2 separate regions of the Homo sapiens genome follow, and region 1 is linked to region 2. Evidence: read pairs that join two places in POLR2A ChIA-PET (ENCODE). Cell type or tissue: A673. All regions are shown on one strand. Links, peaks and the distances in the headings refer to the core of each region. The heading gives the core; the rest is flanking DNA.

Evidence for each region. ChIA-PET counts read pairs that join two places held together with the same protein. Peaks named below come from ENCODE experiments on the same cell type or tissue, not always from the same donor. Only the 100,000 strongest peaks of a DNase experiment are listed, where the experiment ranks them.
Region 1: POLR2A ChIA-PET joins it to region 2 with 21 read pairs; 2 of 35 experiments call an interaction of 5 or more read pairs at or near these places.

What each region holds. Positions count from the first base shown.
Region 1 is chr11:73,310,772-73,318,157 of GRCh38, forward strand. ARHGEF17 (Rho guanine nucleotide exchange factor 17) reads left to right here. Exons shown (of 21, transcript NM_014786.4): 1 at 1-1,059. Among named protein-coding and RNA genes, the nearest start is that of ARHGEF17-AS1, 5.1 kb to the left of the region's middle. RefSeq lists an enhancer at 3,579-3,758. In A673, for the core only: no CTCF peak of the experiment used is centred there; a DNase peak (open chromatin) is centred at 3,810; H3K4me3 peaks cover 496 bases; H3K27ac peaks cover 4,737 bases.
Region 2 is chr11:73,697,307-73,704,692 of GRCh38, forward strand. The region is part of intron 6 of RAB6A (RAB6A, member RAS oncogene family); the gene reads right to left. Among named protein-coding and RNA genes, the nearest start is that of PLEKHB1, 54 kb to the left of the region's middle. In A673, for the core only: no CTCF peak of the experiment used is centred there; no DNase peak of the experiment used is centred there.

The DNA.
Region 1 (7,386 bases), core at 942-5,941, 390 kb before region 2:
GTCCCACCTTCAGGTTCTGGTGGGAGCGAATTGAGCAATGGGGAGGCAGGGGAGGCCTACAGGTCCCTGAGTGACCCAATTCCTCAGCGCCACCGGGCTGCCACCTCTGAAGAGCCTACTGGGTTCTCTGTGGACAGCAACCTCCTGGGCTCACTGAGCCCCAAGACAGGGCTCCCTGCCACCTCAGCCATGGATGAGGGCTTGACCAGTGGTCACAGTGACTGGTCTGTGGGCAGTGAAGAGAGCAAGGGATATCAGGAGGTTATTCAGAGCATAGTTCAGGGGCCTGGCACCCTGGGGCGTGTGGTGGACGACAGGATTGCTGGCAAAGCCCCCAAGAAGAAATCCCTGAGTGACCCCAGCCGCCGTGGGGAGCTGGCTGGGCCTGGATTCGAGGGCCCTGGAGGGGAGCCCATCCGAGAAGTTGAGCCCATGCTGCCTCCATCCAGCAGCGAGCCCATCCTTGTAGAGCAGCGGGCAGAGCCAGAAGAACCTGGTGCCACCAGGAGCCGGGCACAGTCTGAAAGGGCCCTACCTGAGGCTCTGCCTCCCCCTGCCACTGCCCACCGAAACTTTCACCTTGACCCCAAGCTGGCTGACATTCTGTCCCCGAGGCTAATCCGCCGAGGCTCCAAGAAGCGCCCAGCTCGGAGTAGTCACCAGGAGCTTCGGAGAGACGAGGGCAGTCAGGACCAGACTGGCAGCCTGTCTCGGGCCCGGCCCTCCTCCAGACACGTTCGCCATGCCAGTGTGCCCGCCACATTTATGCCTATTGTGGTGCCTGAGCCACCAACTTCTGTTGGTCCCCCTGTGGCTGTGCCAGAACCCATAGGCTTCCCTACCCGAGCCCATCCCACGTTGCAGGCACCATCGCTCGAGGACGTCACCAAGCAGTACATGCTGAACCTGCACTCCGGTGAGGTCCCTGCCCCAGTGCCAGTGGACATGCCCTGCTTGCCTCTGGCTGCACCGCCCTCTGCTGAGGCCAAGCCCCCTGAGGCAGCTCGGCCTGCAGATGAGCCTACCCCTGCCAGCAAGTGCTGCAGCAAGCCACAGGTGGTGAGTCCTTTGTAGGGGCCTTCAGATTGGGGCCAAAGAAGGGCCATGGGCACCGACTTCGGTTGGAGCCTTTTGCATTGTATTCACTGGTCAGGTGCCCAGGTGCCAAGGGTGCTTTTCTGGTCCTGGAAGTGCCTGTGCAGTTTTAAGAGTTGTTAATGACACAGGGCTCCTGTCTACTCAGGCCCTGTAGAAGCTTCAGTTTTCTGCTGGTGCTAATGGCAAAGGGTCTTGTCTGCTCCAGGTGTTCTGGGTGGTAATTACAAAGGATTCTTATCTTGTCCTTTGGATGTTTCTCAGGGACTGGTTTTGGAAATCCCTGTGTGGTTCTTTGTTGGAGGGATGAGTGTGATGGCACCCAGCGCAGGCTCAGTCCTTTCTCTGAGGCTTGCTACTCTGTTGGCCAGACCCTTGATAGGATGTTTGGCTCAGGGGCCACAGTTGACATGGGTTTGCCCTTCTTCGTGTGGCTTTCCTGTGACAGGTCAGAATATAGATGTGTTCCTGGGCCTGGGAGAATTGGGGAGGTACAAGGCTTTACTTTATGGAGGAGCAGAGGGGGCTCAGGGTTCTAACTGCAGTTCTGTTCTTGCTGTGTGACATTGGCCTTTCTCTGTGACTTAATCTCCCCAATCAGGGGAGATAGGTGGACAAACTAGTGCCTATGTTTCCATCCAGCTGGTACTGTGCAGATTTGGGGGAGCCTGCGGTTTTGAGTTGGGGACTCTTGGGGCCTGAGTTCTGCCAGAGCCTCCTCAGATGAAAAAAGCTTCTAGATGGGGGCTTCTAGGGGAGGATAGAGGCAGGGAGGGGGCTGCAGAGGCTGGGCAGCCAGGGCCCTTTAGAGAGGTCAGGAGTGGTTCTGGGCCCCATATTCAGGGCTGCCTCTATGGGTCTGGGGGGTCGGTTCTTGTTCCCCCATCCTGTCTGCTTGCATCTTTTCCCCACTCTACCCCCTTCTTGGTGACTCTGAGATGCACCCCGTTTCTGCCAGACCCCCAGCCCTGGGGGCTCACTCTCCCTGAGACCCCTCCTTCTACCTTCTGGCTTCAGCTATCCCTGGAGTTTAGGCTGTGGATTCAGATGGGATCCAGATGGCATATGCCCTGGCATCTGGGTTGGGAGCTAGATTCCAGGCTGTGGATTCTGAGCTGAGCTCAGCGATGGCCAGTGGTTACTTCAACTGTGGCCTGCGCTCCCACTGCGCTCCCTGACTGTGTGAGAAGCCTGGAAATTATAAACCCTGGACTGATTCAGTCACTCCCTTTCCCAGCACTCTCATGGCCCCTCTGAACTCCCTTTCTCTTTGTTTCTCTCTCCTTGTCTCCAGTTACCCCTGGTCCTGGCTCTGGGGTTTCTCATGGAGGCTGCAGAGAGAGCAGGCAGGGAGTGGGGAGCGGGGCGTTTTGAACCTGTCCTTCCTTCTGAGTCCCAGTGAGGGCAGCTCCGGTGCCCCTGAACTCCAGTGCCAGTTCTGAAGGTGGGGGAGGGGAGGAAGACAGCAGGTCCAGTTCTTGTCAGGGGTCTCCTCCCCAGCCTCCTTTCCCATATATCTTTTCTGGGAGCCTTGAAGGCTCAAATGGGGGAGAGGACAGGAGTAAACCAAGGGACTCAGGGAGACTGAAGGTGGGTTGGGGGTGCTTCTAAGAGAAGGCTTTGAGACCCAGAGAGGAGGTGGGAGTTTACAGAACTTCTCCTGCCCCACCTCCCTTCACATTCTCCTCTACCCCCCACCCCTTTCTGGAGCTCTGAGGCGGGACAGATCTGCCATAACATGGGCTTCTCCCTGCCACGAACAGAGGCCTTCTCTGATCTCCAAGCTTTTGCCCACTCCAGGCCTCTCACTTTTCCAGGCCCAGCTTGATGTCCCCTTAGGGGGAGGTAACTGGTGAGTCTGTCATTAGAAGAGCAGGGTGTGAGCCTTGCTCTTCTGATCCCTGTGTGGCCTAGGATCCATCATATCCCTGCTCTGTGCCTCACTTCCCCCTTCCATAAAATGGGGGTAATGGCCTCTGCCTGGCAGGCTGTCTCTTGTGGTGAATGGGTGGTGTGATCATTTCCTCTCTGGTAGCAGGAAAGAAGAAAAATGGAGGCTGCACTGCCCAGCTGCTTCTCAGCCACCAGGCTTGGCTTGTGAACACAGGGCTGGGTCCTCGGGGGCCTCAGTATAACCTGGTGGACTGCAGTAGCCTCTGAGAACATCCATCATCCTCCAATTTCCCACACCCTCATAAAGCCTGGAAGTTCTCCCATCTGCTAGCTTGAACCCCTCCTGCTGTCCCCTTCCTTCTGGCTCCCAGAATATGGGGAGCAGCTGTCCACCCCCTCCTGGTGGCCTCTGTTGAGGAGACAATGTTCCCTTGTTTCAAGCCTGAGGCTCCAGTCATGCTCCCTGGGCCGTGGGTGGAGATGGCGTGGTATGGACTCCAGAATAAGCAGAGACGAGAGGAGCTGTCATTCTTTGCTTCTGGCAGTCCCTGGGGACTAAGGGGATGCCCCCCGCCCCCCAGGCTGTAGGGAGTCCTTCACCCTCAGGTCCACATTCGTGCTCTGTGTGGTGTTGCCCCCATTGCCGGGAAGTGGGAGGCCTGGGGCCAGGCCTGGCTCAGCCTTTGACTCACTCAGACCTGGACAGAGTCATCTTTGTCTCTCAGTTTTCCCATCTGTACAGTGGGAGGTTAGACTGCCTGGTCTGTGAGGCTCAGAAGGAGGGAGTCAGCCTGCAGGGGGTGTCAAGTGAAATGGGAGGAGCCAGCGGTGTGGCTGGAGGGGAGAGAAAGGCAGCTGTCTGCAATAGCTGCATGAACCCAGGAGAACAGGGAGTAACAGTAGCTCATGGGTCATTTATTCCAGGAATGCCTGTCTGTGTGCCGGGAGGTGAGGAGGCAGAGCTGTCAGGCCTCCCTGCCCCGCCCCTCCCACACTCTTGTTACCTCCACTGAGGCCCACTGTAGCCTGGTTGGTCAACAACTCTTCCTGTGAGGGAGAGCTTCCCCCGCCCCAGCCTCAAAGTGCAGAGTCTTGCAGTCCCACCTTCTGCCCTCAGGTCCCTGATACCCGTTTGACACATGCCACAACTGTAGCCCACAGCAGGGGGTGACTTGTCTCTCAGCATCATAGGCAGATGAACTCACGAAATTTTAACATACTGAAATAGCAGTAACAATGACGAACATTTATCAAGTGCTTGCTATGTGCCAGACACTATCTGTTTCATTCTTCAACTGTGAAAGCTGTGGATATCTTACAGTGCAGACTTAGAGTCGAAGACTGTTGGATTCACCCTGAATCCTAGCATATCAGTGTCTTAGAGGTGAGGGGTCCCAAGGAGATTGGCCTGCCATCTGAGTAGCGGGGACAAGTCAGCAGACAGTTGGGAGTGTCACCTCCACATCCCCAACAGCCTGAACACTTTCATAGTGGTTATTTAATTCACCAGGGCCTGGGGTTGGGATGGGAAGAACTTTGAGACCCAGAAAGGGAGAATGCTAGGTCTAAGGTCACACAGCAAGGGCGGGCAGAACCAGGCCCATGCACCAGGACCCTGGCCTTGTTCCTCTCCACTCAGACCCCCTCCCTACCCAGCCAGCTCCCTGCCTTGCTGATGAAGGTCTGGCAACAGCTCTTCTAGTCACCCTTCTTTCTCCCCTTTTGGCGGGGAACCTGCGGGGGTGGAGGTTCTCTCCTTCCCCTCCTTGGCTCTTTGTGTGATTTTTCCATGGAAACTGGTTCTGGGGGGAAAGGAGGAGGTGATTAGGACACTTGGAATTCTGAGCGGTACCAAATATCTATAATTAAATGTCTTGTCACCCAGCAGGAGGGGGTGAGATGAGGGAGGACAGGCAGAAGGGCAGCCCCTTTCCTCTGTTTATTCCTCACATCTCCTCCCAACTCCTTCCTAAGGGCCTGGGCTCTTGGGGGGAACACTGTCCAGGAATGAGTCCTCCCCAGCGAGGAAGGGTTGGGGGATGGACTAGAGTTGAGTCTGACATTTTCCAGCCCCACGTTTCTGGGACCAGCTGGGTTTGGGAGGCGGAGAGGCTGCTGCTAATCCTGTCCCCAGCCCCCTCTCCCCGTGTAGGGACTTACCCCTCCTGCTTCCCTCCCACCCTCCCATCTGTGATCTTTCAGGCTACACATTGCTGCCCCAAAGCAGGGTGGAGGCACCCCCAGGCTTCCTGGGAGCCGAGGCACACAGAGTGTAGGATCTAGAAGCCAACTCGAAGGGGCTTAGGATGTTGAGGGACTAGCCTGGAAACTGGCCGAGGGACTTCCTAGAAGAGGCTCTGCCTAAGCTTGAGCTTGAACACTGAGCAAGAGGGAGAGGCTCTATGAAGAGGGCACAGCATGAGCAGAGGCTAGGAGATGGAAAGAAATATGGCAGGTTGTGTGCAGTAAAAGTTTGTTTCAGAGACTCAGGTGGCCTTTGATAGGGTAATGCATTCATCCATTAAACAAATACTGTCTGAGCAATAAGACATGTCAGGCCTTCTAGGCCTGGGAATACAGCAGCAAACAAAACAAAAGCCTGTCCTTGTGGAGCTTCCAGACTAGGGAGGAGGCCTGTCTGTAAATGGAGATATTCTGTGTCAGGGAGTGGTAGGGTCCGAGAAAAAAATAAAGCAGGATAAGGGAGTAGAGAATGACAGGGTGGGGTACTTTAGATCAAGAGATCAGGAATGCCTGTCTGAGGAGGTGACATTTGAGCAGAAGCCTGGAGGAAGTGAGGGAGCAGGTCAGGTGGCTGAGGGAAACAGCATTCTGGGCAGAGAGGAACAGCAGATGCAAAGGCACTGAGGTGGTTGAGAAACAGTCAAGAGAACTGTATGGATGGAGCAGAGAAGTAGAAGATCAGAGGTGGGTTAGGGTGAGGAAGATCATGTAGGCCAATAGGAGGACTTCAGCACATACTCAAAGTGAGATGGGGCAGGTGCTGTTGGAAGGTTCTGAGTGGAATAGTGGCCTGGTCTGACTTAAGCATTCACAGGTCTGCTCTGGCTGCTCCATGTGGATAGATTGCAAGGGGCCAGGTGGAGGCTGTGAGGCCAGTCAGAAGGCTGCTGGAATAATCTGGACAAGAGATGATGGTGGCTTGGGCCCAGGCAGAGATGGTGGAGTGGTGGGTTTCTGCTGCAGCCCCAGGGGCTCCTCAAGGGCCTGGACCCCAATGTTCAAGGTGAACACAGAGCTACAACTTCTCACATGGCTGGGCAGTGTGTGAGGGGTCACTTAGGGTGGGGAGGTGGAGTTTGAAAAGTCCCCAGGGTGGACTGGGCTTTGCGCTACACTGGCCACCCCCTGCAGACCCACATTGGCTTGGCTGAAAGGCTAGGAGAGTGGAGCCGCCACAGGGTCCCAGTGAGGCAGGTGACAGGGCCATATCCCACTGGTGTCTCCTCTGCAGCCACCATGACACCCATTTAGCTCCAGCGTGCATGTCTCCTGGGACAGGGAGCTCATGCCTCCCCCTACCCCCCAAGGTAGCCCCATCCCTCCCATCTGATCCTCCAGCTACGTGGGCATTGCCATGGCTCCAATAGTCCAATAAAGAAGCAGGCTCAGAGTGGGCAGGGTCTGCCCAAGGCCCCAAAGCTTGAGTATGGGATTTGGCTCCCAGTGTCCTGACTCCCAGACCGTACATTGGTCCCACAGAGTTCCCACTAAGCAGAGTTGGCAGGGATGGCGGTAGCAGGGTGGGGGAAGGGGGAGCCAATGTTTCCCAGAAAGGCTTGAAGCCCTGGCGTACTTACTGGGAAATGTGCCCAGGCAGCCTGGCGCCTTGCTGGCAAGCCCTGAAATGGGGGCCCTGGGTCCCCTGGGAAGCAGGAGCCTATTGGAGCTGATGTCTCCCCATGGGAGTTGATTCCCCCCATGATGTCCTCCCTCTAATTCTCAGCTCCCAGGGTCTCTGGGGCATTCTGGGGGTTGGGAGAGACAGACACAGAGGAAAACTGTCAGGCTGCTGGGCTCTGTGCAGTGAGTGAACCTCAGCCCATGAGATGCAGGGGTTTGGGGCCCCAACCACAGTGCCTGAGCCCCTGGAGGGACTTCCAGGACCCAACCCTCCAGTAGCTCTAGGGTTCACTAGGGACAGCCTGGTGTCTGTACTAGGAGTCAGGAGATCAGCTTTGCCTCACCACCTTCCTGCTGTGAGGCCTTCAATAAGTTCCATCCCCCTTCAGAGCCACAGAGCTGTCCATGCTCTTGGGCACCAGGATAAACCTCCTCCCAGGGCTGTTGGGAAAGGACCCAGTTCTAAGGAGGATCTCGGTTGCAGAATGAAGTGCTGGCAGGCAGGGACCCACCATCCCACTAGGCTGCTGAGAA
Region 2 (7,386 bases), core at 1,631-6,630:
CCCTACTTTATTTTTCTGTTTTTCTTTTCTTTTTTTTTCTTTTTGAAACAGTCTCACTCTGTCTCCCAGACTGGAGTGCAGTGGCATGGTCTCGGCTCACTGCAACCTCCGCCTCACTGCAACCTCCACCACCCAGGTTCAAGTGATTCTTGTGCTTCAGCCTTCTAAGTAGCTGGGATTACAGGTGAGCACCACCACACTCGGCTGATTTTCGTATTTTTAGTAGAGACGGGTTTCACTATGTTGGCCAGGCTGATCTTGAACTCCTGGCCTCAAGTGATCTGCCTGCTTCAGTCTCCCAAAACACTGGGATTACAGGCATGAGCCACTGTGCCTGGCCCCTACTTCATTTTTCTCTATAGAATCTATAACCTCCTTAAGGATTATATTTCACTAATTGTCTAACTCTCCATACCAGAATGTAAGCTCCATAATGGCACAGACTTAGGTATTTTGTTCCATTATTGTATCCCCAGTGCCTATAACATAACTAGGCATGCAGGAGGTGATCAACAAATATCTGAGTTAATTAATGACTGAATAAAACCTGATCAATATAATTTCTCTGTCAGTTCATATTCATTATACATATAGATTTCTGACCATTCAGTTATACTGAAGTCCTACTGTGGGCTGGGCATGGTGGCTCACGCCTGTAACCCCAGCACTTTGGGAGGCCAAGGTGGGCAGATCACCTGAGGTCAGGAGTTCAAGACCAGCCTGGCCAACATGGCAAAACTCCATCTCTACTAAAAAATACAAAAATTAGCCAGGCGAGGTGGAGCATGCCTATAATCCCAGCTATTCAGTAGGCTGAGGTAGGAGAATCACTTGAACCCTGGAGGCAGAGATTGCAGTGAGCCGAGATTGTGCCACTGCACTCCAGCCTGGGTGACAGAGTGAGACTCTCAAAAAAATAAATAAATAAAAATAAAAAATAAAGTCCTACTGTGTTAAGGATATGAAACACAAAAGGATAAATTGGGGTGAGGTTAAATTTGAGAGAGGCAGAATATAAGGCTTAAGATCTCAGATTTTGGAACTAAATAGACCTGGGCTCACATTGCAGTTTAAGTTATAATCTTAAGCAAGTTACTTGGCCTCTAAAACTTTGGTTTCATATCAGTGAAATGAATATACTTATCTACTTCATAGGGATATTGTGAGAATTAAGTTAAACACTTGGTACATTAAATGGATCTAGCAGATAGTATTTAGGCAATTCTAGGAAAGTTATATAATTTCTACGCTTCAGATTTTCTCTCTAAAATCAGACCAACAATAGCAGTTGACTCGTAGGATTGTTACATAGATTCCTTCTTGTATTCGACAAGTATCTAAGCACCTAGATATTGTATATAAAGTGCTTGCTAGGAAGGCAATATGAAAGATTTTAAGTGAACGTTCATGGCATAGTATTTACACTATGTGTGCTAGGTAGTCTTGTATCATACATATGTTAATTTTTCTTCTTCCTAGAAGCATCCCCAGTTACCTATCCAAATCAAGTACACTCAGTTCAGCTCAGATACTTTTTTTGCGATTTTTTTTTTTTTTTTTTTTGAGATGGAGTCTTGCTCTGTCGCCCAGGCTGTAATGCAATGGCACAATCTCAGGTCACTCCAACCTCCGCCTCCCAGGTTCAAGTGATTCTCCTGCCTCAGCCTTCCCAGTAGCTGGGATTACAGGCGCCCGCCACCACACCCAGCTAATTTTTTGTATTTTTAGTAGAGACAGAGTTTCACCATGTTGGTCAGGCTGGTCTCGAACTCCTGACCTCCGGTGATTCACCCACCTTGGCCTCCCAAGGTGCTGGGATTACATGTTTGAGCCACTGCGCCAGGCCGATAATGCTGTTTTTTAAACAAAGCATTCCTCAACCATTCTAACTATATGTGATATCATTCAATTAGTCAATAAACCTCTTTGTGCCAGCATTCGTTTTGCTTCTCTCCTTTTTAATTTTTTTGAATCAAGGGTCTTGCTCTGTCATCCAGGCTGGAGTGCAGTGGCGTGCTAATAGCTCACTGCAACCTCCAACTCCTGGGGTCAAGTGACGGTCCCATCTCAGGCTCTCTCAGGCTCCTGAATAGCTGGGACTACAGACACTCAACCAGAGCTAGGTAATTTTTAAATTTTTATTTATTTTTCATTATTCTGTAGAGACAAGTTTTCCCTTTTTTGCCAAGGCTGGTCTCAAACACCTGGCTTTCAAGCAAGCCTCCCAACTCAGGCTCAGAGGTGTGAGCCACTGCGCCTGGCCTTGCTTCTCAATAATTACGATGTATCTTACTGTCTGTAGCATTTGCTAGGAATTTATCATGTATGACCCATTCTTTACTGCACAGTCTTCATGAGAATGTGACTCTTCTTCCCAACAATATCATAAGTTTCTTGAAGTTAGGAACCACATTTTACATAACTTTTTATTTTCCAAAGTACCTACAGTGGTCTAGCGTGCCACACTTGATACCTATGGATTTAGGTACATGACAAAAGCCCAAGATTAACACCTGCTATAAGCCAACTGTGGTAGACATGGGAGATATAGTGATGAGGAAAAGATATGATCACCACCAATGCATAAGGTACATATACTATTTCAGCCAATATAAAATAATTTTCCCATACATATAACATTGCAACTCCATGGTTAGTATGTACACAAGCTTTCATTGACCTGTTAGAGCTGATGCCCATCAGCTATCACTAGTTTCTCATAAAGTCTTCTCTCTTTCAAACAAATCTTCTTTTTATGATAAGTACTAATGATTTTAGAAGTTGAAGATCAAGGAGTTTTTCTTTTCTTTTTCCATTTTTCAGTACTACAAAATATATAATAAGGTGACACCACACACTTATTGCTTCACTAAAAGAATGTACTAATTCCCAGATGAAAAGCCAGGTGAAGGCTAAAGTAATCACCTTATCATTATCATTTCTTCAGCAATTTAAACACCATACCACTTTCAAAAACAAAGTAATACTTATGCATTAGAAAAAAAGAATTTGGGCCAGGCACCATGGCTCACACCTGTAATTCCAACACTTTGGGAGGCCAAGGCTGGTGGATCACTTGAGGCCTGGGCAATATAGCAAGACCCATCTCTAGGAAAAATAAATAATTAGCTGGGTATGATAGTGGGGGCCTGTAGTCCTAGCTACTTAGAAGGCTGATGAGGCAGGAGGATTGCTTGAGCCCAGCAGTTCAAGGCTGCAGTGAGCCGTGTTCATACCACTATACTCCAGCCTGGGTGACAGAGCAAGACCCTGTCTCAAAAAAAAAAAAAAAAGTGTGTGTGTGGGGGGGGGGGGGGGAGGAGGGTAGTGGATGAGAAATCTAAGGAGTAAAACTATTTTTCAGAGGCTGTCTTTTTATGAAATACTGAATGGAATGAAACACATTTTACTTAAATATGCTATATAATACAAATGATCATGTTAGATATTACTATTTATGCTAGTTCTAGTACTGATTGTTTTATTTTTTAAATGACAACAATCTTCTGTAAGACAGAAGCAGGACTTTAGGGTCAAGTGCTTAAATCAAAATAAAGAGCAAAAGGGTTAAGCACAGGACATTTTTAAGTAAGAAGGCAAAGTAGTATTATTGGGTAAAATAAACTGTTTTAAGGCAAGGTTCTTGGGTGCTACAGCCTAGTCACTTGAATCATGATTAGATAATAAATGATGTAAAAGCTCTCTCACAATTATTTAAAAAGAAAACAGTAACTGTGAAAGCCCATTTTTAAGCTTTTATTATGTGATGTGCATTATAATCTAGTAAATGAGGAAATGGGGAAGAGGAATCCAGTTAGATTAGCAGAAAGCTAGGAAACAACTCTGTATATGGAAAAGTAGAACTACATGGTACCTATAGTACTGATAAATATATACCTTATATACAGAAAGACTTCTGTGTATCTTCTGGTAAAAAGGCATGATTTTGTCAAATAAAATGAGTACAATCAAAAATCAAAAATAGTTCTGCTTACAAACATACACAGCTGAGAAAACACACAACGGTAATAACAGGCATGTAAGACTGTGATTCTCAATGTTTTCCAAGACAGTGACTAGACTGTGAAATTTACCTCAGAAAGTCCTGAATACCAGCACAACTTCTGAATTGTGACTGACCTACATAGCAAGAACTCAGAAGAGATCAGAGATTATTTCACGATAATCAGTTTTATTTCCTTTATCAGATATTTTAATTTTTACCCCTATAAATTCAGTGCAGACTTTAGCTTTGGTAATAGCAGAGCAGCTTGTATAAGACTAACACTCTTGTACATACAGCAATGATTAACTCTGGATATGGGGACATTTCTTTTTTCTTTCGTGTTTTTTGTTTTTTATTTTGAGACAGGGTCTTGCTCTATTGCTCAGGCTGGAGTGCAGTGGTGTGATCTCAGCTCACTGCTGCCTCGACCCCCTGGGCCAAGCAATCCACCCAGCTCAACCTCCCAAGTAGTTGGGACTACCACGCTGGGTTAATTTCTGTGTTTTTTTGTAGAGACAGGGTTTCGTCATGTTGCCCAAGCAGGTCTCAATTGCTGGGCTCAAGAAATCAGCCTGCCTTGCCTTGGCCTCCCAAAAGCGCTGGGAATACAGGCCTGTGCAACCACACACAGCCCACGAGGGACAGTTCTTTACATACAAAAAGTCAACAGATAATGAAGACATAATGATCCTAAATATGTATACACTTACTAACATAACTTCAAAATACAAGAAGTAACAGCTGACAGAACTAATCAGCAAAGCGAACAATACATCGTTGTTGTTATAGGTTTCAATATCCCCTTCTCAGTTATCGACAGAACTGGACAAAAAACTAGTAAGGATATATAAGGTGTTTTTTTGTTTATTGAGACAGTCTTGTTCTGTTGCTTAGGCTGGAATGCAGTGGCGCAATCATGCCTCACTGCAGCCTTGAACTCCTGGGCTCAAGCAATCCTCTGCCTCAGTCTCCTGAGTAGCTGGAACTACAGGTGCATGCCACCATGCTCAGCTAATTTTCAAAAAAATTTTTCTACTTTTGTAGAGACAGGGTTTCACTATGTTGACCAGGATGGTTTTGAACTCCTGGCCTCAAGTGATCCTCCCACATCCACCTCCTGAAGTGCTGGGATTATGGGCATGAGCCGCTGTGCCCAGCCAGGCTATATAAGGTTTGAGAATGCTGTCAAACATGTTAACTAGTATACCTGATAACTGTAAAAAAAATTCTTTTTCCAGTACATATAAGAACATTCAATAAGATAGACCATATGATAGGCCATAAAACTTGTCTCAATAAATTACAAATGACTGAAATATTACAGAGTGTATTCTCTGACTATAACAGAATTAAATTAGAAGCCAGTAACAATTAAGATTATCTAGAAATGTCCCTAAACATTGGGAAATTAACAACATATTTCCATATCTTCATTGCTGTGGTCATTATACCTGTAAATACATTTACCAAAACTCATCTAATAGTCAATTTAAGATGTATACATTTCACTGTACATAAATGTTTATCTCAATTTTATATATATTATTATTTTTTTTTTTCTTGAGACAGAGTCTCGCTCTGTCACCCAGGCTGGAGTGCAGTGGTGTGATTTTGGCTCACTGCAATCTCCGCCTCCTGGGTTCAAGTGATTCTCTTGCCTCAGACTCCCGAGTAGCTGGGATTACAGGTGTATGAGACCACATCCAGCTAATTTTTTAATTTTTTAGTAGAACTCCTGACCTCAAGTGATCCGCCTGCCTCAGCCTCCGAAAGTGCTGGGATTATAGGCATGAGCAACCATGCCTGGCCTAATTAAAAAAAATTGGAAAAAAAAAATTCAACATGGGTTCAGGTGAATGCAAAGAAACGGAAGATGAACATGTATCTATGTCTAAGGTGTAGTCAAAACAGCAAATGAAGGGCAATTCTCCAAGTAACCTGGCTTCTCTAGGGCTTGTTCAGTCTAGCTAAGAAAATTCTTAAGACAGAACCAAGGACATGAAATAAATCTTATTTTTATGGCAAAACAATGCAGCTCTAAGAATCTGCTAAAAAAAAATAAAGTATATTATCATTCATTCAATGAACATTTATGGAGTTTGTTGTTTAGTGGGGAGGCAGAATAAACTGACAATTAAAAAATTTCTGGCCAGATACAGTGGCTCACGCCTGTAATCTCAGCACTTTGAAAGGCTGAGGTGGGCGTATCACCTAAGGCCAGGAGTTTCAGACCAGCCTGGCCAACGTGGCAAAACCCTGTCTCTACAAAAAATATAAAAATTAGCTAGACACAGTGGCATGCACTTATAATCCCAGCTAGGCAGGAGGCTGAGGCATGAGAATCACTTGAACCAGGGAGGCGGAGGTTGCAGTGAGCCAAGATTGTGCCACTCACTCCAGCCTGGGCAACAGAGCAAGACTGTCTAAAAAAAACCCAAAACAAAAACAAAAACAATCTAAATTAAAAGTAAGAAGGGCTGGGCGCCGTGGCTCACGCCTGTATACCCAGCACTTTGGGAGGCCGAGATGGATGGATCTTGAGGTCAGGATCATATAAAAATACAAAAATTGGCTGGGCGTGGTGGCATGCGCCTGTAGTCCCAGCTATTTGGGAGGCTGAGGCAGGAGAACTGCTTGAACCCGGGAGGCAAGGTTGCAGTGAGCCGAGGTGGTGCCACTGCACTCCAGCCTGGGCAACAGAGGGAGACTCCATCTCAAAAAAAAAAAAAAAATTTCTAACATCAGATTATGGTAATAGTTGTACAATGCTATAAATTTACTAAAAATCGACCAGGCAGAGGGGCTCATACCTATAATCTCGAAATCTTCGAGGCCAAGTTGGGAGGATCACCTGAGTCTAGGAGTTCAAGACTAGCCTGGGCAACATGGCAAGAACCTATTCTCTGGAAAAAAATTAAAAATTAGCTGGGCATGGTGGTGTGTGCCTGTAGTCCCAGCTATTCTGGAGGCTGAGGTGGGAGAATCACTTGAGCCTGAGAGGTCAAGGCTGCAATGAGCTGTGATCATGCCACTGCACTCCAGCCTGGGCAACAGAGCAAGACCACAACTCAAAAAAATAAAAATAAGAAGGGCCAGGCATGGTGGCTCACACCTGTAATTCCAGCAATTTGGGAGACCGAGGCAGGCAGATCACGAGGTCAGGAGATCGAGACCATCCTGACCAACATAGTGAAACTCCGTCTCTACTAAAAATACAAAAAAATTAGCTGGGCATGGTGGCGCTCGACTGTAGTCCCAGCTACTCGGGAGGCTGCGGCAGGAGAATCACTTCAACCCAGGAGGCAGAGGTTGCAGTGAGCTGAGATCGTGCCACTGCACTCCAGCCTGGCGACAGAGTGAGACTCCATCTCAAAAAAAAT